7 separate regions of the Homo sapiens genome follow, and all the other regions are linked to region 1. The links are chromatin contacts, found by Hi-C or POLR2A ChIA-PET in ENCODE. All regions are on one chromosome and are shown on one strand. Each heading gives the region's core, a stretch centred on a gene start or an enhancer-like site at or near the end of the contact. The rest is flanking DNA. Distances are from core to core; before and after follow the strand shown.

Region 1 (3,270 bases), core at 355-2,854:
CTGGTCTCAAACTCCTAGGCTCAAGTGATCTGCCTGCCTCAGCCTCCCAAAGTGCTGGGATTCCAGGCATGAGCCACCGCCTCCAGCCTAAAAAGGGTTTTTAAAAGTAACTCAGTCCTCAGAAACTCTATCCAGTTATTTAAATATACCATGAGCTTGCCCAAAAATGACCTGCAAATAGTGAAATCTGGCTTCTAGCCCAGGCTCTGAAGAAGTTCCTTAGTGTAATATGTAAATGATAATGATTCAGTCAGTTAATGATTCAGTCAGTGGGTCTCTCCAATTTGCAAAATAAAGGGGCAGGAGGTAAATGACCCCTTACATGTCAAAAATGGTACTTTTCAGTCATAGAAATTCTAAGGTCCTTTCTACCTTTCCAGAAACTAGGCAAGGAAACAGAAGTACTTATCCTTGTTGGGTCTAAAATTTGATTTTACCCTGCTTAGAAGCTAATAAATTTTGCCTATTCCTGTTTCATGGATACCGACAGAAGACACGAGGCTCCTGGTCCAACACAGCATACTGATGTGAGTTGCACTTACAGCTAAGTTTACCAAGCGTGATGCAGATGGCCTGGATAGATGCTATGCACATATACATCACAGCTGAGAACCCTGAGCTTGGGGAACCCACCACTTTTACAGCAAGTGGTTAGCAAGGCTGCTCTTTGCCTGGGAGCAGGTGTCTCCTCATCCCTCAAGGTTAGTACATGCATATGCATCCCCAAGATCGGCCTGGGTAAGAGGGTGGTCAGAGCCTTGTAGTCTTGACACAGCCAGCAAGACATGTATGAACACCAGAGGCTCCACAAGCCACCTGTCCCACAGGGTCTTGGCTTCTGGTAAATTTTCACATAACTATGCGAAACCACTGGTCCCAGGGCACATGTGTAAGAATGGAGCTCCATGCAGCTCCAGACCTTCACTCCTTGCACCCCAGGAAAAAGAGAAGCAATAATGATCACTGTCATTTTCATTTTAAGATAACACAACTGAATAATGACTGAGAATTATAAAATTTTGATCCATCAAAAAGACATCAGGCTGGTTACTGTGGCTCATGCCTGTAATCCCAGCACTTTGGGAAGCCGAGGCAGGCAGAGCACCTGAGGTCAGGAGTTTGAGACCAGCCTGGTCAACATGGTGAAACCCCTTCTCTACTAAAAAAAAAAATACAAAATCAGCTGGTGGCACGTGACTGTAACCCTAGCTACTTGGGAGGCTGAGGCAGGAGAATCACTTGAACCAGGGAGGCAGAGGTTGCAGTGAGCCGAGATTGTGCCATTGCACTCCAGCTGGGGCAACAAGAGCGAAACTCCGTCTCAAGGAAAAGAAAAAAAAAGACAACATAAGCTAAACTAGATTTATCAATGGACTAATGTATAAGAGCAATACATTACATTTCTAATAAGCATACTGCACGTTTATAGGTTTAAAACAAAAAGAAAATAAACACAGAGTTCCTAAATAAAATATTGCTCACTCATGAAACTTCTGGTTTCTGAGCAATTGGCAAGTGTCCTGTGTGCTGAGTTATACAGGCGAGACGCCGACCTCACCACCCAAAGGGATGCTGCAAACAAGCAGCTCTGGGGAGCCTCCAAACGGCCCTGCCCAACCACTTCCTGGGGAAGCTGGAGAGGAAACACGGTGTCTGCACAGTGTCTGTCACCTGCCTGACAGCTGCCTGCTTAACACACCAGAGGCCCGAAGACCCCTGCTAAGTTGACATACCGATTTCTGCTGGAAGATGTGAGATTTGGTTTTTTGGCAGATCCAGAATTCTCATCGCTTGAAATAACTGAATATATGTAGGAATGATTTGAATCAAGGTATTGCTTATGTACCATTCTCTCAGGTGTGTCTGCTCCTTCAATGAATCTGGGAGCTCCTAAAATAGAAAGAATGACATCAATCAGAACTAGCTCCTCCGTGTGCACAAAGCCGTGTAAAACCAAGCATTTATTTTAAAACAGGAAGTGAGAAAGCAGACACGAGAGCATAAAACTTAACCACCAGCACTCCAGCCATTTCAAAAAGAAACCAAAGACACCGCAGTTGTCGTCAACTTCACAACAGTATATTAGCCCTATTTCAAAACTGCCGTGAATTCATGATGTTATTAAAATTAAATCCTAGTGAACACAAAAAACCAGACTCACACTTAGAGCCACAATGTGTATTATTTATTTGCAACATACCAACTTAACATCCCCTAAGGTCTGTCTATACATTCGATTTCAAAATTTGTGCTTCGTTTCCCTTTGTCTGTAGTTGCTTTTAGAAATACTTGATAAACCTCTAATATTTGCTGTACCACATTTCCAAATATTCTTAAGAGTCTATGAAAGGGAAAAAGCATGAGAAAGACAGTCAGCTGGGACACCTGAGTTCCGGCCCAGGCCCTGCCATTTTCCAGTCACGCCACCTCCCTGGGTCTCCACTGCTGAAATGACATTGATGAACTCAGTGTCCAAGGCCTCCCCTAGCTCAAGTGTTCTGGGATAAAACTGTAAAGGTGTCAAGCAAGAAGCGTTTAAAGACTTTAAGGAGGCTATTTGTCCAGCTGAAGAAATCTAATTCACCGAGAGTTACCGAGCCCCCATTGCAGGTGAGGGGTGCTCAGCACTGAGGGGTGGGGCAAAGACGAGACACACAGGTCCCCTGACCTCAGAAGCTGACCACAACGCACCATCAGCAAAGTGGCTGGAGCACAGGGTGGAGGTGGGATGAGGTGTGGAAAACTCCATGGCAGTTGAAGGGGAGGTGGAGGGAGCAATGGAGTCCATAGTGATCCTTCTTTTTTGTACTTGGTACTTGTAATGTGCTTTACAACCATTGCCCTCCTGTGTGTGGGTTAAGCTGTTAACTTGCAAAAGTGCTTTCACTCTAGTATTATCTCATGCAACAGTACCATAAGATAGGCAAAGTGGGCCGGGCACAGTGGCTCACGCCTGTAATCCCAGCAATTTGGGAGGCCAAGGCGGGTGAATCACCTGAGGTCAGGAGTTCGAGACCAGCCTGGCCAACATGGTGAAACCCCATCTCTACTAAAAATACAAAAATTAGCTAGGTGTGGTGGCGTGCACTTGTAATCCCAGCTACTTGGGAGGCTGAGGAAGGAGAATCGCTTGAACCCAGGAGGCGAAGGTTGTAGTGAGCCAAAATAGCACCACTGCACTCCAGCCTGGGTGACAGAGTGAGACTCCATCTCAAAAAAAAAAAAAAAAATTGATAGGCAAAGTGAGCCCCTTTGGAAGAGGAAAGCTGA
Region 2 (3,270 bases), core at 224-2,723, 990 kb before region 1:
TCCCAGGGAGCCATCACCCCTGGCAGACAGAGCCTCCTTTGGACACCATCCCTGGGACCTAGAAGCCAGGAAGCCATCCTTGCTCAACTCCACCTACTGTGAGGAAAATCCCATGGCAGAGGGGAGAGGGGAGACCTGTTCTAGACCTCCCCGATGATAAGCACTCCTTGGCATCTCAGCAGCCCCATCTGTGTCTTCCGCAGATCATCTTTTCCACAAACAATAGAAGAGCCCCATCTGGGATTAATTGAGGAGGGTTCAGCCCTGGTCCCATCCAAGGGAGGCCTCACCTACCACATCTGCTGCTGCATACTCATGGCTGCCTTCAGAACTCAGAGGAGAACTAGATCTTAGGGGAGGGGTTCCCCTTCCTCAGGCACTGTCGCGGGGGTGTAGAAAGGAATAATGTGTCCTTTACACTGTGAGATCCATAGAGGAAGCAGGCACCCAAAGATTGATGCCATTCATTGGGTCTGGTTTGTCAATCATCAAGGCCAGACTGGGCCAGAGGGGCTTTGTCAGGTGGACTCAGAGAGAGACTCACTTGTCAGTGCACAAGAGGGCAGCCACTGCACAGACATAGGCTGAGAGCTGCGAAGAGGGAACCTAAAGCAAGTGTCGCCAGATATCCCCATTATTAGTTATCAGCTAACTCTTAGTTTTCAGTTAACATCATAGTTTCCAGGAAATATTTTAGTTTTCTATTAATATTTTAATTAACTACTAGCATCAGAGTCATCAGCAAATATCTAAGTCATCAGTAAACATCTTAGGTGTCAGTTTCCTCTGAGTGAATGTAGTAGACCTCTTAGTCATCATTTACTTCATTATTACCAGTTATGCACTAATAATTAGTGGTCTGCTAATATCTCGTCTACCAATCATCTTCAGCAATAAACATGCTTTAATTATCAGCTGATAATTAATGTAGCCATAACAAATAAACCCCCAAATGTCAGTGGTCTGACCCAGCAAACTTTATTTCTCTTTCCCATGAGTCTAATCCTCTAGAGAAGGGAACAGGGGAGGAGGTTCTGTTCCGTTCAGTTCCAGCTTGACGGAGGGTTCGTGCAGACTACACAGTCTTCAGCTCTTGGCTTTCATGGTTGCCCCTGACATCAAATCCAGCCCGCAGATAAGGGGGAGAGAGGTGGAGTGTCACAGTGGCTTTGGCCAGGTCTGGAAACAGTGTACATCACTTCTGCCCACTTCCTCTTGGCCAGAATTCAGTCACGTGCCTCAGCCAATTGCTAGGGGCTGGGTAGCCACTTCCCAGCAGCAACTCTGCAGGAGGGAAGGGGGGCCTGATCTTGGAGGGCAGCTGGCTGCCTCTGCCACATGGACAATCTTTGTTTTCGAATTGTTGCTTGTCAGTGTACACCTAAGTTACCTTCTAAGTATCTCAGGTGTCTGCTAACCACCTTGTTTTGCAGCTACTCCTGAGTCACAGCTGTTTGGCTTCTAAATCTGTGACAGCTGCTGTGAGTCTAAAATAGCAGAGCAATCACAGACTCTTGTTGCCTGCCAAACTGGGATGGTGCCTGCCCCTTGCTCGAGACTTTGCATGGAGATGTGTGAAGTCACGGACGTGCTTTGTGCCATTTTATAAAATACCGGGTTTACTCCGAGGGTTTGTTTATTGGTCCCCAATTCTCCCCACCTTCCTTCTTCTGTGAGGCTAACACATTGGTTTGTGAGACAGTTTGGAGTATTTTGTTTTAGGGGGTGTCAGGACATTTTGAAAGGTAGAGAAAGTCAGGCTTCCCAGATGCCCTGCAGGAAACCTGGGAAATTCTCCAGATTCCTGCTCCTAAAAGGTCATGGCTGCTCATTCAGGGTGGAAATGTGACACTTCCCCAGAAGCCTCACTGTGCTCTGGTCTAGGAGACTCACACCTCACCCCAACACACACACACACCCCACCCCACCCCCCCCACACACTACATACACCATACACCACCTACACCACACCACACACATGCACACGTATACACCACATACCACACATTCATACACACCACACAGCTGAGGGCCTGCTTTGGGGGAAGGTAATTTATTTTTGCCTGACAGAAGAACGTGCCTCACACCATGTGGCTGTGGAGGTGGAGAGGGCAACGTAGTCTTGAGAGTTCATCAGAGTCACAGCTGTTAGGGAAGTGCCTGGGCCTGGGGCCAAGGTGGACAGTGAAACAGGAAGGCTGCCCCCATTTCCACATGTGCTCACATGGGGCTCCCCCACCTGAGGCCTCCAACTACAGGTGCACCCCTCCCCTGACAGCACCCACCTCTGGTGGGAGTCTTCTGTATGATTAATAAAAAGCGTAGTAATAATAATCATATGTAATGGCCATGGTATATTGAGTGTTACTTTTTTTTTTTTTTTAGACAAGGTCTCACTCTGTCACCCAGGCTGGAGTACAGTGTCATGACACTGCAGCCTCAACTTGCCAGGCTCAAGTCATCCTCCTGCCTCAGCCTCCCTAATAGCTGGGACCGTAGGCATGCACAAGCACACCCAGCTAATTTTTTTTGATTGTTTGTACAGACAGGGACCTACTCCCTTTGTGCCACAGATTGAGCTTGACAGATGGCCCAGAGGGTGAGGGGGCTTTCAGGAACTTGTCTGGGCTCTATTGTTTATGAACCATGAGATCTTTGCAGGCTCCTTAACCTTTCTGTGCCTCTGTTTCCTCCTCTGTGAAATGGAGAGAATGGCTCCAACCTCTGCCTTGTGAGGGTGCACTGAAGCAATGTGTGTGTAACAGGCTCCGGACAGCGCAGGGCGCACAGTGAGTGCACTACTCTTCGGTCATCCAGCACTCTTAGGAGGACGTGTTTCATCCCATGGAATCCTCACCAGCCATGTGTGAGGAGTGCTCACTTTACAGATGAGGAAACAGGCTTGGCAATATCAGGTAACCTGCCTGAGGCCACCTGGCCTCCCTTCTGCTCCGGCAGAAGCCCCACCCTGGCCTGGGTAAGCCTGGGAGCCAGTGCCACATCCTGATGGGGATGTGGACAGGGAACAGGCAGCCTCTCCGCCCTCCAGTGCCCTGAGGAGCAGCCTCCAGAGGAAGAGGAGTTGCCAGTCTCCCTGGCCTGCCAGGAAAAGGTGAGTCCTGAGGCAGTCCTGTGGGGTGCATTGGCTATCCAGGGAGGGAGAGAGGAGGAGGTCAGAGGCCTGGTCTTGATTCTCATGGGCTTCCCTTCCTGCAGCCCTTCCTTTTCCTTTGGCCACTCATGACTGCGGGTTCCAGCCTGGGCAACATA
Region 3 (3,270 bases), core at 584-3,083, 940 kb before region 1:
ACCAACAAATAAATAATTATAAATAGTTATCAGAACTGAGCAGGAAGTAAAGAGGGTGCTGAAAAAGAACAACAGGAACCACTCTGAGGAGGCCTCTAAGAGGAGGTGACTTCAGCAGGGATGGGAAAGATGAGCCACTCAGTTTAGGGGCAAGCTCTGGGCAGACACCAGGAAGCTCCTGCAGCTAGAGTGCAGGGAGGGAGGGAAGATCCCTAGATCTGGCCCAGAAGGCTGCGGCAAGGGGCCGATTTCAATTTAATTCTGGGGTAAGCACTGAGGATTTAGGTAGAGAAGTGTCTGTTCTAGTATTTGCCTTAGGATCACGATGGCTGTAGTGTGGGAAATGAAACCTCTCCAGGATCGCCTGGGAACTGGTATAGGGAGTCCCGGGCCATGCGGGGGCGCCAAGGAGTCAGGCCTGGTGTCCCTGCAGCCGCGCGGATCCACTTGCAGATGGGTCCCTCTACGAATAACGAGCCTACTAGGGCACGTGCTTTTACTGCTGCACTGAGGACGTGAAATGCGCGCAGGCACAACGAGACTTTCTTCTTTTTCGCTCTTTCAGAGGGCCCGGGCTCCCATCTACGCTTTGCTGGTTACGTTGGCATGTTGGGCATTTCCCCCTCTCTGCCTCAGTCTCCCGACCTGTCAAAGAGGACGGTGGGCCAGCCATGGGTGACACGCCCGTGCGCCTCTCCAATAGTGCACCTCGGGCAAGCCGGGCGGCGGGCACAGCCTGGACGGTGCCGGCCTCGAGAGGCACAAAGGGCTGGCTTTCCACCGGGGAAACTGAGGCAGTGGAGCGAGGAGCGGCGTCCTCGAAAGTCCTCGCAAACTCCCAGCGCCTGTGTTGGGCCCATGCAGGCTACCCAGGCCGCCCGTCTCCGAGCGGAGGACCCCGCCCAGCGCTGCCAGGGGCGGGGCCGGGCTGAGGACCCGAGGCTGGAAGGGAGGTCGGAGCACCCAATTCGGTCCAGGACTCGCAGGGGGCGGCAGTGGCGGCGGCGAAGTCCCGTGCAGTCCCAGTGCTAGAGCGTGGGACGGACTTGTGGGGCACCCCTCGGTGTTCTCCAGCCAGGCCTGGGGGCAGGAGGCCCAGCCACGCTGCCGGGTGCAGGCCTGCCCCTGGGCGCCCGCCCGCGCGCCGTCCCCGCCCCTCGGCCGCCCCCTCCGCCCCGGCGCGGGCTCGGGACGTGCAGAGCCGGCGAGCGAGCAGCAGGGACTGCGCCTGGCGCACTCACTTCCGCGTCCCGCCGCCCTCCGGCCCGCGCGCGCCGATCCGCCGCCGCCATCGGACAATGGGCCGCCAGCCCCAGCTGCCGTGAACTTCCTGCCGCTGCTCGGCCGCCCGTGCGTCCCGGACGGCGTTCCTGCCAGGCGCCGGCCGGGATCGCAGCTCCGGGGAAGCAGCGGAGGACCCAGCGCCTGGAACGTACCTGCGCCTCAGCCGCCGCGCGTTTGCTCCGGCCCGACTCGCGGCCTCGGCGCCCTCCCGGCCGATTCAGCTTCACCCGGCCCAGTCGGCTGCTGCCTTGCTGTGAGTTTCCGTGTTTGGTTGCCTAAGGAGGATGTGATTTTACTTTTTTGCTGTTTTCTTTTTCCTTTTATAATTTGAAGAGGAGAAAAGAACTCCGCTGAGCAGGCCCGGGACGGCGAAGTGCCACCAGCTACCCCAACAAGGACGTCTCCAGGGGAAAGGGAGTTGGAAGCAAACTTGGTCCAGCTGGCGTTGAGGTCTCAACTTCGGCTGGACTCTTAAATCCTGGGGTCATGCCCTTCACGCTAGGCAGGTGGAAGTCTTTACTTGTACTGGGCCGGACTTGAGCCCCGACCCTTCGCCAGCATCTCCCCGCTGCCCTCAACACACACACACACACACACACACACACACACACACACACACACACACACACACACACACACACACGGCACCTGGGCTAGGCCCGGACACCTGTCTGCAGCATGGATAAGTATGACGACCTGGGCCTGGAGGCCAGTAAATTCATCGAGGACCTGAACATGTATGAGGCCTCTAAGGATGGGCTCTTCCGAGTGGACAAGGGTGCAGGCAACAACCCCGAGTTTGAGGAAACTCGCAGGGTGTTCGCCACCAAGATGGCCAAAATCCACCTCCAGCAGCAGCAGCAGCAGCTCCTGCAGGAGGAGACTCTGCCCAGGGGGAGTAGAGGCCCTGTCAATGGAGGGGGCCGCCTGGGCCCACAGGCCCGTTGGGAAGTTGTGGGCAGCAAGCTGACTGTGGATGGTGCTGCCAAGCCTCCTCTTGCTGCCTCGACAGGGGCACCTGGGGCAGTCACCACCCTCGCTGCTGGGCAGCCCCCGTACCCACCGCAGGAGCAGAGATCCAGGCCATACCTGCATGGCACGAGGCATGGCAGCCAGGACTGTGGTTCCAGGGAGAGCCTGGCGACTTCTGAGATGTCTGCTTTCCACCAGCCAGGCCCCTGTGAGGATCCTTCCTGCCTCACTCATGGAGACTATTATGACAACCTCTCCTTGGCAAGCCCAAAGTGGGGTGACAAACCAGGAGTGTCCCCCAGCATCGGCCTGAGTGTAGGGAGTGGGTGGCCTAGCTCCCCGGGGAGTGACCCACCACTGCCCAAACCCTGCGGGGACCATCCCCTAAATCACCGACAGCTCTCCCTGAGCTCCAGCAGGTCTTCTGAGGGTAGCCTCGGTGGTCAGAATAGTGGCATTGGTGGCCGCAGCAGCGAGAAGCCAACAGGCCTTTGGTCCACTGCCTCCTCCCAGCGGGTGAGCCCTGGCCTGCCTTCCCCAAACTTGGAGAACGGAGCACCAGCTGTGGGGCCTGTTCAGCCCAGGACCCCTTCTGTGTCAGCACCCTTGGCCCTGAGCTGCCCCAGGCAAGGAGGTCTTCCAAGATCAAACTCGGGGCTGGGGGGTGAGGTTTCAGGTGTGATGTCCAAACCCAATGTGGACCCCCAACCCTGGTTCCAGGATGGGCCCAAATCTTACCTTTCCAGTTCTGCCCCGTCATCCTCGCCAGCTGGTCTGGACGGTTCACAGCAGGGTGCGGTCCCTGGGCTGGGGCCGAAGCCTGGCTGCACAGACCTTGGCACTGGTCCCAAGCTCAGCCCCACCAGTCTTGTCCATCCAGTGATGTCCACCCTGCCTGAGTTATCTTGTAAAGAGGGTCCCCTGGGCTGGTCTTCTGATGGTAGCCTGGGATCTGTGCTCCTGGACAGCCCCAGCTCCCCTAGGGTAAGGCTGCCCTGCCAGCCCCTCGTCCCA
Region 4 (3,270 bases), core at 257-2,756, 930 kb before region 1:
CTCTGTGTAGGCTATGGAGCCCTTTCCTGGGTATGGGCCTCCCAATAAGCCTGTGGCCAATGCAGGGGCAGGCTGGGAGGTGGCTTTCCAGGCAGCTTGCAAAGGCCTGTTTGTCTGAGGCTTGTCCTGACATCACTGAGGCTTTGCTTGCAGGTGGCAGGGACTTACACAGAGGCTCTTTGTTGGCCAGCCACAGAGGTCAGTTAGAAGCCATGAATGGACTGGAGCTGGCAGCCCCTCCTCTACCCATAGCACACAGCTGCCACCTCTCTGGGTTGCCCATGCCTGACGGTGGGTGTGTGAGGTGTGGGGAGAGGCATCTCTGCCCAAATTTGTAGCCAGAGAGCAGAGGAAGTGAAGTTGGTGGGAGGCGGTGAGGAAGGCAGGGAGAAAGAAAGGAGGTGGTGTTGAGGAAGCTAGCATGGCTTCTGCCCAGCTCTGTCATGGTTTGCAGGTGCGCGCTCTCTCTCTCTCTCTCTCTCTCTCTCTCTTTAAAGACAAATTCTCACTCTGTACCCAGGTTAGAGTTCAGTGGCACCATCTTAGCTCACTGTAGCCTTGGCTTCCTGGGCTCAAGCAATCCTCCCATCCCAGCCCCCCGAATAACTGGAAACACAGGTATGCACAACCATGCCTGGCTAATTTGTTAATTTTTGTAGAGGCAGGGTCTCGCTGTCTTGCCCAGGCTGGTCTTGAACTCCTGGGCTCAAGTGATCCTCCCACCTCGGCCTCCCAAAGTGCTAGGATAACAGGTGTGAGCCACTGTGCCAGGCCTTTTGCAGGCTATTTGATGTCTGCATTGGATACTTGGGGTCAGGCTCAATGCCTGGAAGTCATTTAGTGTCATTCTGCTGTGCTCTATTACTTTAAGCATTCACAAGCCTTTCCACACTCTCACTTCTTGATAGGAGGAGTGTCTAGGAATTGTTTTCAAAATGCTGTATTTGCATACAGAGAAATGTGTAGTTCAGTGAGTTTTGACAGATGCATGCACCTGTGTGACCCACATTCCTATCAAGATATAGAATAGTTCCATCCCCAGAAAGTTCCCTCATGCTTCTTTCCAGTTAGTGCTCACCTCCAGGCAACTACAATTCTGATTTTTTAAAATCATTTATTAGTTTTGCCCATTCTAAGATGTAATATAAATGGATTCATATAGTATTTATATACAGTTGATCTTCATTATCCACAGATTCTGTATTTGTGAATCAGCTTACTTGCTAAAATTTATTTGTAACCCCAAAATTAATACTCACAGTTCTTTTGTGATCATTCACAGATATAACAGAGTGCTGAAAAGTTTGAGTCCCCTGACGCCTATCTTCCCAGCTGAAGTCGAACAAGGCAACGCTCCGCCTTCTTGTTTCAGGTCATGCAGTAAACAGGTGTCCTTTTCATGGTCTATTTAGTGCCATGGTTTTTGCATTTTTGTGGTTTTTGTTGATGATTTTGCTGTTTCAAATGGCCCCCAGGCACAGTGCTGGAGTGCTTTCTAGTGTTCCTAAGAGCAAGAGGGCTGTGATGTGCTTTACAACGAGAATATGTATGAGAGAAGCTTTCTTCAGGCACGAGCTACAGGGCTGTTGGCTGAGGGTTCGATGTTAATGAATCAACAATATATACTAAGGAAGGTGTCTCTAAATAGAAGCACACATAAAACAAGGTCATATATTCATCAGTTGATGAAAGTGTTGTGGTCAGAAGTTTTCAGAAACCTAACCCTGTATTTCTGCCAGAAGCAGTGGTTCAGTATTGACTGATTCAGTATTCTTGCCAAATAATGAGAATCAACTATAGTACTCCTTTGTCCAGCTTATTTCACTCAGATAATATCTGTGAAATTCAGCTATGCTGTTGCATTATCAACTGGGCTTTTTGCATTATCAATTGTGCTTTTGTTTTACTGCTGAGTAATATTACATTGTATGGATACACCACAAGATTTGTTTTTCCATTTCCCTGTTGAGGTTTTTTTTTTTTTTTCATTTTTGGCTATTATGAATAAGTCTGTTAGGATTGTTTTTGTGTAAGACTTTGGGTTTTTTTTTTGTTTGTTTTTTTCTTTTGTAAATATGGGATCTCGCTATGTTGTCCAGGTTGGTTTTGAACTCCTGGCTTCAAGTGATTCTCCTGCCTTGGCCTCCTAAAGTGCTGGAATTATAGGCATGAGCCACTGCACCTTATATGTACAAGTCTTTGTATAGACACAGGCTTTCGTTTCTCTTGGGTAAATACCTAGGAGTAGAATTGCTGGATCATGGAGTAGGTGTATGTATAACTTTTTTAGCAACTGCCAAAAACTTTTCCAAAGTGGCCGTGCCACTTAGCATTCCCACAGCAGTGTGAAAGTTCCTCTGATTCTCCAGCTGTTTTTAGAATTTCTTGGGGGCCCTGCTTTACTTGTTGCTTTCTAAGCCACCTGTTCTCTGAGCTGGCAACGCTTGGCTGATACCCTCCCAATTTCCTCTGTTAAAATATTATCTTCACAAGATATTTTATTCCTTTCTTGATAGTGATGGGCTGTGAGCCCATCACTATTTTACTTTGCTTCTTTGCTCTCTTAAGAGTTTGATTTAAAAAACATTTTTTTGTTTTTGCTTTTACCAGTTTTCTCTAGTACAGAAATCCTCTTAGGCTGGGCACAGTGGCTCATGCTTGTCATCCCAGCACTTTGGGAGGCCGAGGCGGGTGGATCACGAGGTCAGGAGATCGAGACCATCCTGGCTAACATGGTGAAACCCAGCCTCTACAACAAATATAAAAAATTAGCCGGGCGTGGTGGCGGGCACCTGTAGTTAAAAAAAAAAAAAAAAAAGGAAATCCTCTGCCCGGGTGCTGTGGTTCACGCACTTTGTAATCCCAGCACTTTGGGAGCTGAGGCAGGGGGATTGCTTGAGCTTAGAGATTCAAGACCAGCCTGGGCAACATGGTGAAACTTTGTCTCTACGAAAAATAAAAAAATTAGCTGGGCGTGGTGGTGCGTGCCTATAGTTCCAGGTACCGGGGAGGCTGAGGTGGGAGGATCATATGAGCCCAGGAGGTCAAAGCTGCAGTGAGCCATGATCACACCACTGCATTCCAGCCTGGGCAACAGAATGAGGCCCTGTCTCAAAAAAAGTGATAATAATAATAAAATAAAAAATAAATTCCTGGGTGTTTTTTTTTTTTTTTGCCGTTTTTTAAACCTTAAACACAGCTAACTGTAGAAAAGTCAGAAAGTATAGAAAAAAATTGGAAAGGTCACCGATCATCCTACTCTAGGGATAA
Region 5 (3,270 bases), core at 334-2,833, 880 kb before region 1:
CCTCAGGTGGTCTTTCAAAACCGAAGTGAAAAATGAAGTGTGAGTTCTTCAGAGCAAACTAAGCCCCACCCTCTTAGGTCAGTGGGGGAGTCTCAGTTTTTTAAAATTTGGAATAAAGGAAAATCAGACGTAGTCCCCCAACCCCCTGTACTGGCCTCCTGTGTCCGGACATGGGAATTCTCAGCTGTGGGAACTGGCAGCAAGAGGACTTATCTAGCCAGCTGGGCAATTTTTTAAATGATCAGAGCAATACCTGCTCATTGGTAAATCTTTGGGAAAGTGTAGGAAAGTATATAGAAGCAACCAACTAGGAAATAAACCATCCCCTCCACCATGCAGATTCTTTTTTTTTTTTTTTTTTTTTTTTTTTTTTTTGAGACTGAGTTTTGCTCATGTTGCTCATTGCAGGCTGGAGTGCAATGGTGTGATCTCAGCTCACCACAATCTCCACTCCTTGGGTTCAAGTGATTCTCCTGCCTCAGCCTCCTGAGTAGCTGGGACTACAGGCATGCACCACCATGCCTGGCTAATTTTGTATTTTTAGTAGAGAGGGGGCTTTTCCATGTTGGTCAGACTGGTCTTGAACTCCCGACTTCAGGCGATCTGCCCGCCTTGGCCTCTCAAAGTGCTAGGATTACAGGCATGAGCCACCGTGCCTGGCCTCACCATGCAGATTCTAAATATGTCCACTCAGAGGCGTTGCCACTCATGGGCAGATTTCCTTTCCAGTCTTTTTTTCTTTGAATTTCTTTATATAGTTGAGATGCACAATTTTTAAATCTTGCTTTTTACTTTTCACATTATAACATAAGGGTTTTCTTTTAAGATTAAAAGTATTTTTTCATATTATACATATTTCTAGAAAAATTTAATATAGAAATATGTGAAGTAAAGTGAAATTTCTCTCTAATACCATCTGTCACTGTACCTAATACTAGAAAGAAAATTTAAAATATTAAAGTATATAAAGTAGAAAGTGATGTTTCACTGTTATACTTCTACCAGTGTTACCCACTGTTTGTTTTTTTCCCTTTTGCATATCAGTGGTATCTGCAAATTACTGAAATGGAATTGTACTATAAATACACTTGTCAAGTTTGCTTTTTTCACTTGTTAATATATTTTCAGTCTGGGTGCAGTAGTTCACACCTGTAATCCTGAGATGGGCTGATCACTTGAGCCCAGGAGTTGTTGACTAGCCTTAGACAACATGGCGAAACACTGTCTCTACAAAAAAATACAAAAATTAGGCAGTTGTGGTGGTGCACACCTGTAGCCCTATCTACTCAGGAGGCCGAGGTGGGAGGATTCCTTGAGCCTGGGAGGCTGAGGCTGCAGATTGCACCACTGCACTCCAGCCTGGGTGACAGAGTCAGGCTCCATCTCAAAAAAACCCCAAACATATATATATGCTATCCCCAAACATATATATATGCTATATATAAGCATTTTCCAATATGACTAAAACACTATTTAAATGACATTTTAAATAGCTATGTAACATTTCATCATTTATATGTACTCTGGTTTATATAACCATTCCTCTAAGGCTGCCAGTTTGGATCTAAGTAAATATTTATTCACTTTTTAAAATTCTTTCCCAAAGCTAAGTCTCAGATAACCTCACTGAGTCAGAGATAAACATTTTAAAGTTTCCCTTCCAGGGAGAGTTTATCATCTTACACTCTCAGCAGTAGCTTATGAAAATATACAGTGACAACAATCACAAACACTTAAAAAATCTTTGTTGATCTCCTGGATGAAAAAGCTTTCGTTTAATTTGTTTCTTAACACTAGAGGGTTCAGTGCTTCTGCATGTTCAATGATCTTCCTCTGTGATTTTTGGAATAGAGGTGATCTTCGCCCTATTACACAAAACGTTGATTTCCAGCTCAGATTCCTTAGAACTTGCTAACCCCATTCCTGGAACCAAAGTGCTGTTTGCTGTGTTCTCCATACATTGGATCAGAAGCCTAAGCTCTGGAAGTCCTGCGCCGTTTCCTGGTGGCCTCCTAGCTCCCTCTAGGGGCCCCATCCGCAACTGCAGCCCCACCTTCTTTCCTCTCTTGAGGAATGAGTTTACCCTGCGGGAATTCCGAGAAGGAAGAGGCGAAAGTGGGGAGCTCCACAAGTAAAGATTTGGACTTTGTGATCAGACAGTGTGTGAATAGTTTTGCTTACTGGTTGAGCAAGCTTCTCTTAGGTGGGCTGTCTTTTTTTTTTTTTTTTTTTTTTTTTCCCGAGACGGAGTCTCTCTCTGTCATAAAGGCTAGAGTGCAATGGCGCGATCTTAGCTTCCTGCAGCCTCCGCCTCCCAGGTTCAAGCGATTCTCCTACCGCGGCCTCCCAAGTAGCTAGGATTATAGGCGCGTGCCACCATGCCAAGCTAATTTTTGTATTTTTAGTGGAGATGAGGTTTCGCCATGTTGGCCAGGCTGGTCTCGAACTCGTGATCTCAAGTGGTCCAACAGCCTCAGCCTCCCAGAGTGCTGGGATCACAGGCGTGAGCCACCGCGCCCGGCCAGGTGGGCTGTTTGTGTTCCTCGTCACCTTGTTCCTGGGGAGGGACAGAGGGCAGCAGATCAGCTGTCACCCAGGTAGGTGTCCGACGTGGGAAAAGTATGGGAAAGATACTCTAGTTAGTTCTCATTTTCTTTTCTAAAACTTCGAGTTCTCTGGAGTCCCTTTATAGAGAGAAAGTTTAAGTAACTGAAATTAATTTCCATGGCTGTCAAGGGGGTTCTGATGATGATCCCTGAGATCACCCAGCTGTAGGTAGACATTCTTGGTACCTTAGTTTAGCAGAGTCAGAAAATACTGCGAACGTTCAAGGATGGGGACCTTCTAGAAGAGAGGGCAACAGTAACTTTGAGGGGAGGACAAGAGAGCAGCTTTGGAGACCTAAAGAGTTGTGGCCTTCTATGTAAGTCCTATTATCCCTTCCATGCACCCCCACCCACATTCCCCTACTCCATTAAACTTTGTTTCAGGTTATAAAAATAATGCATAATTATTGCAGGAAAAAATGGTAATTGAAAATCACCTATTTCTTACACTCAAAGATAATGACTTAAAATTTGGTGTACATCTTATGTGTATGAGTGTACACATAATTTTGTCATCATATATGTGAGTGTGTTCATAACTGTAACCCACATACTTATATACTTCCTTTAAAATATTTTAAGTATTTTTCCCTGTCAATAAATATTTTTTTGAAAACACAATCTTTTTATGGCTGCATAATATTCCAACATGTATATGGGTTAT
Region 6 (3,270 bases), core at 450-2,949, 850 kb before region 1:
CAGCTCACTGCAGCCTCAACCTCCTGGGCTGAGGTGATCCTCCCACCTCAGCCTCCTGAGTAGCTAGGACTATAGGTGCACACCACCACACCTGGCTAATTAAAATTTATTTATTTATTTAGTAAATAGAGATGAGGTCTTGCTATGTTGCCCAGGCTGGTCTCGAACTCCTAAGCAGCATCATTTTTTCTAGGTGTTAAACTGACAACCACCCAAATTCCCAGCATAAGGATTCTGCTTAAAATATCTAGCTCTCTGATGAAATATCTTCAAAGAATATTTAATGACCTTAAATCTCAGACAAAAAGGTAAGGAGACAAAATGAGGAACCCATTTCCGTACAACCCCAATTTGGAAAAACACATGTGCAAGTATGCCCATGTTAAAAAATATAGAAGAAAAAAAGGCTTTAAGGAAAAAAAAAATAATAGTAATGATTTAGGGTGGGAATCGCGTTAATATTCCCAATAATTTTATATATTTTAAAAATCTATAATTTTATCAGGGGAAAACGTTATGTTGCGGAAATTAATTGATCGATTGAGTGATTGGTTAACGGACAGTGTCCGATGACTCATATAATCCCCCGGTTCGAGTCCCTTTAGGCCGCAGACGTTTCGCGCCTTCTCGGGTGTCCAAGTCGCGCATCCATACAATGAGGGGTAATATACTAGATTACCTGAGGTCTTCTTACGGTAAAAACACCGGTGTCTTAAGGTTTCCCAGTGGAATTTGGGGGCCGGGTTGACTTCGGAGCTGGAGCTCGCAAAGGCCGGGGCTGCTGCAGATTCTGACGCTTTGTGGACCCCTACTACCGAGCGCAGCCGCACCGCAGGTTTTCTTCGCTGCTGGTTAGATCCAAAGCCCATCCCATCCTAGTAAACTGGGACAGCGCCGCTTCTCACATCACTATGGGGGCTTCTGCTCCGTGGCGGGGAAAGGCCAGAACTGCTGCCTTAAATACGCTTTTGCATCATCCGGTTGCTAACCTCCGGCCACAGCATTCCCCACTCCAAAATGCCACTTTTCCAGGTGTGTTTGCCTAAATTTACCCCATTTACAGACTTCTCAGGTGCATCATTGGGAACAGGGCGCTTTGCAGTTTGCAAACCACCTCAGACAACTCCAGGTTTAAAGGATAAAGGATGACATTGTGAGCAAAGCGGCATCAAAATTTCAGATATTTAACTTTCACATTCTAACCATACACCTTTCCAAGGTCTTGTAATACTTTCACATTGTGAATATACATCTTTACAAGACCCAGTAGTACATGGGTCAAGTGTGGCAAAACAGACATCGCGAGCCAGCCAGGAGTCGAACCTAGAATCTTCTGATCCGTAGTCAGACGCGTTATCCATTGCGCCACTGGCCCCGACTTGCTAAAGCCTTCTCCGTGATAGCTGATCACCCTTATACAGTTTGAACGGGCTTCCGGGTACCAACGATCCATTTTGCCCTTGCGCCGCGCTCCCGCTGCTCTGCCTTTCCCCAAAACGCGCCCCACCAATCCGCAGCGGCTTCGTCACGGCGCTCTTCGTCGCACTCCAACCCGCCGCGTCGGCGGCATCTCTCGCGTGCTCTTGCTTGCGCACTAATTTGTCCTCCACCGCCTCCCGTTCAGGCCGGCTCTCCTGCGGGGCGGGGAAAGGGGTGGGAAGAGGCTGGGAGCTGCGGCCGCTGTGCCAGGGTGACCGGTAGAGTTGTAGCCGAGGTGGCGGCGCGGGGCGGGGCGGGCGGAGAGAGAAGGAAGGAGGTGGTTGTGCAGGATGGCGACGGCGGCCTACGAGCAGCTGAAGCTGTGAGTCCCACGGGCCAGAGGCCTGAGGCGCGGCGGGCGGGGCGGCAGGTGCGGGCCCTGGCCTCGGGGAGGGCTTCTGAGTCCCGGATTGCAGATAGGGTGTGGGAGCTCCTCGCATTTACCGGTTTTCCTCAGCCGGCGCGGCCTCTCCTAGGCCTCGCCCGAGTAGCCATAGGCCGGGAACCAGCGGCTCGCCGGCCTTTCTCCACCGTGCTCGGCCCCAGCGCCCACGGCTGAAGAGAGAAGCTGCCGACTGGCCCCCACCGAGCCGGGGTCGGCGTTATGATGCGGCCCTTCAGGGCACGCTTGTCCCCACTTTCTATGCAGAGCTACCGACTAAATTTATCTGTATGACTTAACAGAGAAAAAGAGTTTTCTCTTACTTAACGGACCTACAGCAGCAATTTAGAGTCTACGCACAAATCAACAAATCTTTGTTTTGCTTACAGCCTATCTGGGTACCGAAGCCTGCCTGCCCCCTCTTCAGTGTGCAGAAAAAATTTAAAGTACAGTCAGTAGTCTTAAGGTCCTGAAGGAGTTTACTTTGGTTTAAATTTTAAACAGCTCCAGCCTAAAGCAGGTTCTTAAGTCAGTGTCGACAGCCAGAGGCTAATCTCGGTAATTTTGGTACTGCAAATTGACTTTTCGGTAAATCCAAGTTCTTGAGTCTTTGATACAGAGGCTGTGGTTGTTAAGAGTTATAAAATAGGTGTTTTTAAGGGTTTTGGTTTGTCTTGGATTAAAAACAACATGTGTTTATTTCCCTTAGTGTTACCCATTAGCATCCACACTTTTCTTGTCTGTGAATAATTTTGTTGTACTCACTTCGTGTTTAATGCTTTACCCCTAGGCTGTTTGAAAATCTGGTGGCCACAGCCTGGGAATATCTGGTAGGAGAAACAAATGTAATTTTTTAGAAGCTTATCTATCCCTGTATATGAGCTAAAATACCTTGGCAGTTAGGCATAGATACCGCATTTCTTTTGCAGGGAAATGACACCAAAATGTGGTTTGGGCACTTAAGCTCCTCAGACCTCAACCTCACTAGTAACTTTCTGAAAGGTTCAGTGGAAAGTTAGAGGTGCAAAATTCAGAGAGGTCATCTATTCCACATTGTATGTGTTGCAAAAAAGATGATTGCTTTTTCTACAGTGCACCCCCTGTGGGTGCCATTTCTGTTTACTGTAATGTTCTTTGAAAACCCTAGCTGCACACTTCCCTCCACATTTTCCTCTCCACCTTTCCCTATTTTCTCCCAGTTCCCCTTTGCAAAGTGCTCACCTCGTCTTTGGTGAAAGAGTTGAAGGAAGTGTCTTCCACTGCGTTTCTGGCCAGGCCACTGTCACATGTGCTCTGCTAGCTAATTAGGTTATTGTGTATCTGATAGGCACTGAAGGGTTTAATGTGATCCTACACCAGGTCTCAAATGTGTTTAAGCCATATGGAGCCATGGCTTCATGCAGCTTAGC
Region 7 (3,270 bases), core at 521-3,020, 740 kb after region 1:
TTGAAGGCAAGGATTGTGCTTTTTATCTCTTTTGAATCCCCTCACAATGTCCAGGGCAGAGCCCAGCACAGAGTAGGTATTCAGGAAATGGCGGTGGTTGGTGATGGTAATGGCTGGAAGTCAGAGGGCAGCTGAATCTTCATATGTGGGTCTATCTTCAGTCACTACTGAGAGAGTCCCAAGGGGCATATGATGTCACTCCCCTTCCATGACAACTCCAACCAAAGCCCACAGCCCTTCCAGGAGGACACTTGGTTTCCAGGTGCAAAAATCCACATCCAGCACCTCACCACACGCTTTTTTTGTTTTTGTTTTTGTTTTTTGTTTATTTGTTTTTGTGACAGGGTCTCACTCTGTCACCTAGGCTGGAGTGCAGTGAAACAATCTCGGTTCACCGTAGCCTCCACATCCTGGGTTCAAGCGATCCTCCCACCTCAGCCCCGCAAGTAGCTAGGACTACAGGCGTGCACCACCACGCCCGGGTAATTTTTGTATTTTTCGTAGAGACAGGGTTTCGCCATGTTGCCCAGGCTGGTCTTGAACTCCTGAGCTCAAGCAATCCGCTCACCTCAGCCTCCCAAAGTGCTAGGATTACAGGCGTGAGCCACGGCGCCCGGCCCCCTCCCTTTCTCCCTCAGGACCTTGTGGGGAATGTCTCTCCTTGGGGAACCACCCTTTGATATTTCTGGTATAACAAAGCAAGTCTCTGAATGGCCACCAGGAGACTTCTGTGTTAAGGCGCTCGAGGTTTCCTCATTTGTCTTTAGTGGGAATGAACAGAATTGGCAACAAGCAGCCATGAAGACTAGACAAGAGGAAAGGGAGCGTTTGGTGGGGTGGAAGGCACCAGGTGGGTCCCTATCTTCCAGTGCTCCCGTCCAGATGAGGGGCTGTCATGGGGAACCCTCATAGCTACCCGTAGCGGCAGCACCAACACCCGAATCCAAAACACTGGGTCCAACTGCACCTGGCCTTGGCTGAACAAGACTAGGATGCAGGCAAAACTAGACTTTCTCCTTTTTCTCACCCAATGTGCCGGACCCCCGCGTGGAGCCTGGGCGGCAGTGGGCTTTGGACCCATTCCGGTCCCTCTCTGGAGAGGTTTCCTCACCTGTAACACGAAGGGCTCCGACTGGTGATCCCAAAGCCCCCTCTAGTTCGAAAACTGACTAGTACGGAAGAGTCCAGACGACCTCTGGCTCCCTGCCTCACGGCCTCTATGTCCTGGACGCGACGTGGGACCCCTTTGTGGGACCAATGAACATTAGCTCCGAAGACCGTAAGCCGCGGTCAGGTTGAAAGGACTCCCGCGACGTCGAGCCCTCCTTCGCCTGGGTTTCAGAGATGAGCGACCCAGCTGGGAACCCCCAGATAAAGCGGTTTTTGGACCCCAGCCACTTTCAGCAGTCCGGGCGCACACCCTTTTCCCGTCTCCCCACTCCCACCGGCGAGCAGCCCCTGCTCACCGTTCACCAGGCAGCGACGCTCCCGGGACGCGACTGCCGCAACCGAAACCACCTGCACTCCCCACGCGGGGCTGCCTGGCTGTGTACATAGTCGCCATGGCAACGGGTCGCTTCCGGGGATTCCGGAAGTGTCGGGGTGGCGGAAATGAAGTCCGAGGTCCTACGTCGAGGATACGGGTGAGGTCATGGCCGAATCGGGAAGACGAGAGATGGGGCCGATTGATCTAGAAAGACTTCGGCGGATGCACATGCGAAGTCAAGGTCGAGATAGCGAGGGAACGAAGGCCGCACATGAACCAGGAAGCGGAGTGGCGGGGCTTCCGGCGCCGAGGAGATTCAACTACGGCGGCCGCGGAGGCCCGTCCGATTGCTGCTCCGCGCTCCGAGCGGCTGTCGGCGTGCGCTATCGCCCCGCCCTGGTTAGTGTCTAGCCGGCCGGCGAGGCCTGCGCAGTTGCAGCGGCCGGGGAAGATGGTGGAGGACGGCGCGGAGGAGCTGGAGGATCTGGTGCACTTCTCCGTGTCTGAGTTGCCTAGTCGCGGCTACGGCGTCATGGAGGAGATCCGGCGGCAGGGCAAGCTGTGCGACGTGACCCTCAAGGTACCGCGGACTGGGCGGCAGCGGGCTGAGGGAAAAGGGGTCGAGCGGGGAGTAAAAAGGGGCGGGGGACAGAGAAAGAGAGGTCTAGCAGGGAGAGGGGTGGGGAGAAGAGGTGTGAGGGGGGCCGAGTAGTGGGGAGAGAGGTGCCGAGCAAAAGGGGATCGGGGCCGAGTGGGGAGAGGAAGAGGACAACCTTTCAGCCCTTGAAAGGAAAGGTTGAGAGGTGCGCCGCTTAGGCCCTTGGAGTGGGAGACACGGGTGACAGCCTCCTTTTTCTGTCATGCAGACAAGAGAAAATGGACTTACCTTCTATGGAGGCAGGGGCGGTGGCCGGCTCCACATGCTGATGGGCACCACTGAAGAACCTTCTCTTGTCACTACAGATATTTCTTTGTGCCTGTCGAACTTGGCTGTGCTGTTCTAGAAGAGAAGGCTTCTCCTTAGGAATCATTGCCCTTAATTGTTGAATTACTACTTTGTCTCTTAAGAGCTTTTAAAATCTTCTCTGGAAAATTTTTGAGGTGGGAAGCCACCCTGCCCCATACTGGAAGGCACCACTCACCACCACAAAGGTCCCCGGGGCTGGGCCTGCTGGCCGCGTGGGGAGAGGGATGCTGACTGATATTAAGAGGGAAAGATATCTTAACCACCTGTTCCCCACCAGCATTCTGGTCGCTAGAGCCAGCCTCCCTCCTGTGCCTGGGTCTTTTCATGAGGAAGAGGCATGCTGTGCTGCTGCCTGGCCAAGCCACCGAACCATGTGGAGACGTCCGGTTGGGGAGATGATCAGTGGGGCTCCCTGTTGGGCTTTAGCTGGAAAGCTCTCAGCATCTGTGCGTGATCCCTGTTTAAAAAACAAACAGGGCAGGCATGGTGGCTCACACCTGTAATCCCAGCACTTTGAGAGGCGAGAGGATCACTTGAGTGGGGGAATTGGAGACCAGCCTGGGCTATGTAGGGAGACCCTGTCTCTACAAATAATAAAAAATTGTCTGGGCATGGTAGCCTGTGCCCGTAGTCCCAGCTACTCAGGAGGGTGAGGTGGGAGGATCGCTTGAGCCTAGGAGGTCAAGCCTGCAGTGAGTTGTAATCACACCACTGCACTCCAGCCTGGGCAACACAGCAAGATCCTATTTCTCCTATTTCTCTCTGTCTCTCTCACACACACACACACACACAAATAAATAAATAAAAGAAAAAATAA

What was found. Hi-C counts contacts between places; a loop is a spot of excess contacts on that map. ChIA-PET counts read pairs that join two places held with the same protein, here RNA polymerase II (POLR2A). Pooled maps may share reads with other maps.
Region 2: a map with no recorded cell type shows a loop between it and region 1 (11-fold over the local background). The contact joins two enhancer-like sites. A Hi-C loop is called at or near these places in 4 of 37 single-sample maps with no recorded cell type and 4 of 50 pooled maps.
Region 3: a loop to region 1 is called in a map with no recorded cell type, with 14 times the contacts of the local background. The contact joins the promoter of LIMD1 here to the enhancer-like site in region 1. A Hi-C loop is called at or near these places in 2 of 37 single-sample maps with no recorded cell type and 7 of 50 pooled maps.
Region 4: a pooled map shows a loop between it and region 1 (15-fold over the local background). The contact joins two enhancer-like sites. A Hi-C loop is called at or near these places in 8 of 37 single-sample maps with no recorded cell type and 5 of 50 pooled maps.
Region 5: a pooled map shows a loop between it and region 1 (21-fold over the local background). The contact joins two enhancer-like sites. A Hi-C loop is called at or near these places in 2 of 37 single-sample maps with no recorded cell type and 3 of 50 pooled maps.
Region 6: a loop to region 1 is called in a map with no recorded cell type, with 15 times the contacts of the local background. The contact joins the promoter of SACM1L here to the enhancer-like site in region 1. A Hi-C loop is called at or near these places in 4 of 37 single-sample maps with no recorded cell type and 9 of 50 pooled maps. POLR2A ChIA-PET finds 5 or more read pairs at or near these places in 1 of 52 experiments (activated CD4-positive, alpha-beta T cell).
Region 7: a loop to region 1 is called in a map with no recorded cell type, with 11 times the contacts of the local background. The contact joins the promoter of KIF9 here to the enhancer-like site in region 1. A Hi-C loop is called at or near these places in 2 of 37 single-sample maps with no recorded cell type and 9 of 50 pooled maps. POLR2A ChIA-PET finds 5 or more read pairs at or near these places in 1 of 52 experiments (OCI-LY7).

The regions. Positions count from the first base shown.
Region 1 is chr3:46,537,312-46,540,581 of GRCh38, forward strand. It overlaps LRRC2 (leucine rich repeat containing 2), which reads right to left. Exons shown (of 9, transcript NM_024512.5): 4 at 1,734-1,890. Among named protein-coding and RNA genes, the nearest start is that of LRRC2-AS1, 18 kb to the right of the region's middle. RefSeq lists an enhancer at 1,751-1,810. Within about 2 kb of position 1,605, at least 16 of the 41 ENCODE cell types and tissues checked have a DNase peak (open chromatin) inside an H3K27ac peak, as active enhancers do; they include OCI-LY7, where a contact is called at or near this core.
Region 2 is chr3:45,552,383-45,555,652 of GRCh38, forward strand. No RefSeq gene overlaps it. Among named protein-coding and RNA genes, the nearest start is that of LIMD1, 41 kb to the right of the region's middle. RefSeq lists enhancers at 1-40, 1,093-1,192, 2,453-2,502. Within about 2 kb of position 1,474, at least 23 of the 41 ENCODE cell types and tissues checked have a DNase peak (open chromatin) inside an H3K27ac peak, as active enhancers do.
Region 3 is chr3:45,592,918-45,596,187 of GRCh38, forward strand. LIMD1 (LIM domain containing 1) reads left to right here and starts at 1,834. Exons shown (of 8, transcript NM_014240.3): 1 at 1,834-3,270. The coding sequence starts at 1,963. RefSeq lists silencers at 841-1,310, 1,321-1,450 and an enhancer at 1,541-1,710.
Region 4 is chr3:45,611,610-45,614,879 of GRCh38, forward strand. The region is part of intron 1 of LIMD1 (LIM domain containing 1); the gene reads left to right. Among named protein-coding and RNA genes, the nearest start is that of LIMD1, 18 kb to the left of the region's middle. RefSeq lists enhancers at 113-182, 1,240-1,289. Within about 2 kb of position 1,507, at least 6 of the 41 ENCODE cell types and tissues checked have a DNase peak (open chromatin) inside an H3K27ac peak, as active enhancers do.
Region 5 is chr3:45,658,193-45,661,462 of GRCh38, forward strand. The region is part of intron 2 of LIMD1 (LIM domain containing 1); the gene reads left to right. Among named protein-coding and RNA genes, the nearest start is that of LIMD1-AS1, 29 kb to the right of the region's middle. Within about 2 kb of position 1,584, at least 10 of the 41 ENCODE cell types and tissues checked have a DNase peak (open chromatin) inside an H3K27ac peak, as active enhancers do.
Region 6 is chr3:45,687,697-45,690,966 of GRCh38, forward strand. SACM1L (SAC1 like phosphatidylinositide phosphatase) reads left to right here and starts at 1,700. Exons shown (of 20, transcript NM_014016.5): 1 at 1,700-1,801. The coding sequence starts at 1,770. LIMD1-AS1 (LIMD1 antisense RNA 1) reads right to left here and starts at 1,186. Exons shown (of 3, transcript NR_033947.1): 1 at 680-1,186. It overlaps TRR-ACG2-1 (tRNA-Arg (anticodon ACG) 2-1), which reads right to left and starts at 1,375; the gene lies at 1,303-1,375. RefSeq lists enhancers at 502-571, 1,082-1,131, 1,392-1,681 and a silencer at 1,712-1,891.
Region 7 is chr3:47,281,029-47,284,298 of GRCh38, forward strand. KIF9 (kinesin family member 9) reads right to left here and starts at 1,771. Exons shown (of 21, transcript NM_182902.4): 1 at 1,467-1,771. KLHL18 (kelch like family member 18) reads left to right here and starts at 1,916. Exons shown (of 10, transcript NM_025010.5): 1 at 1,916-2,066. The coding sequence starts at 1,938. RefSeq lists enhancers at 1,095-2,294, 1,510-1,899.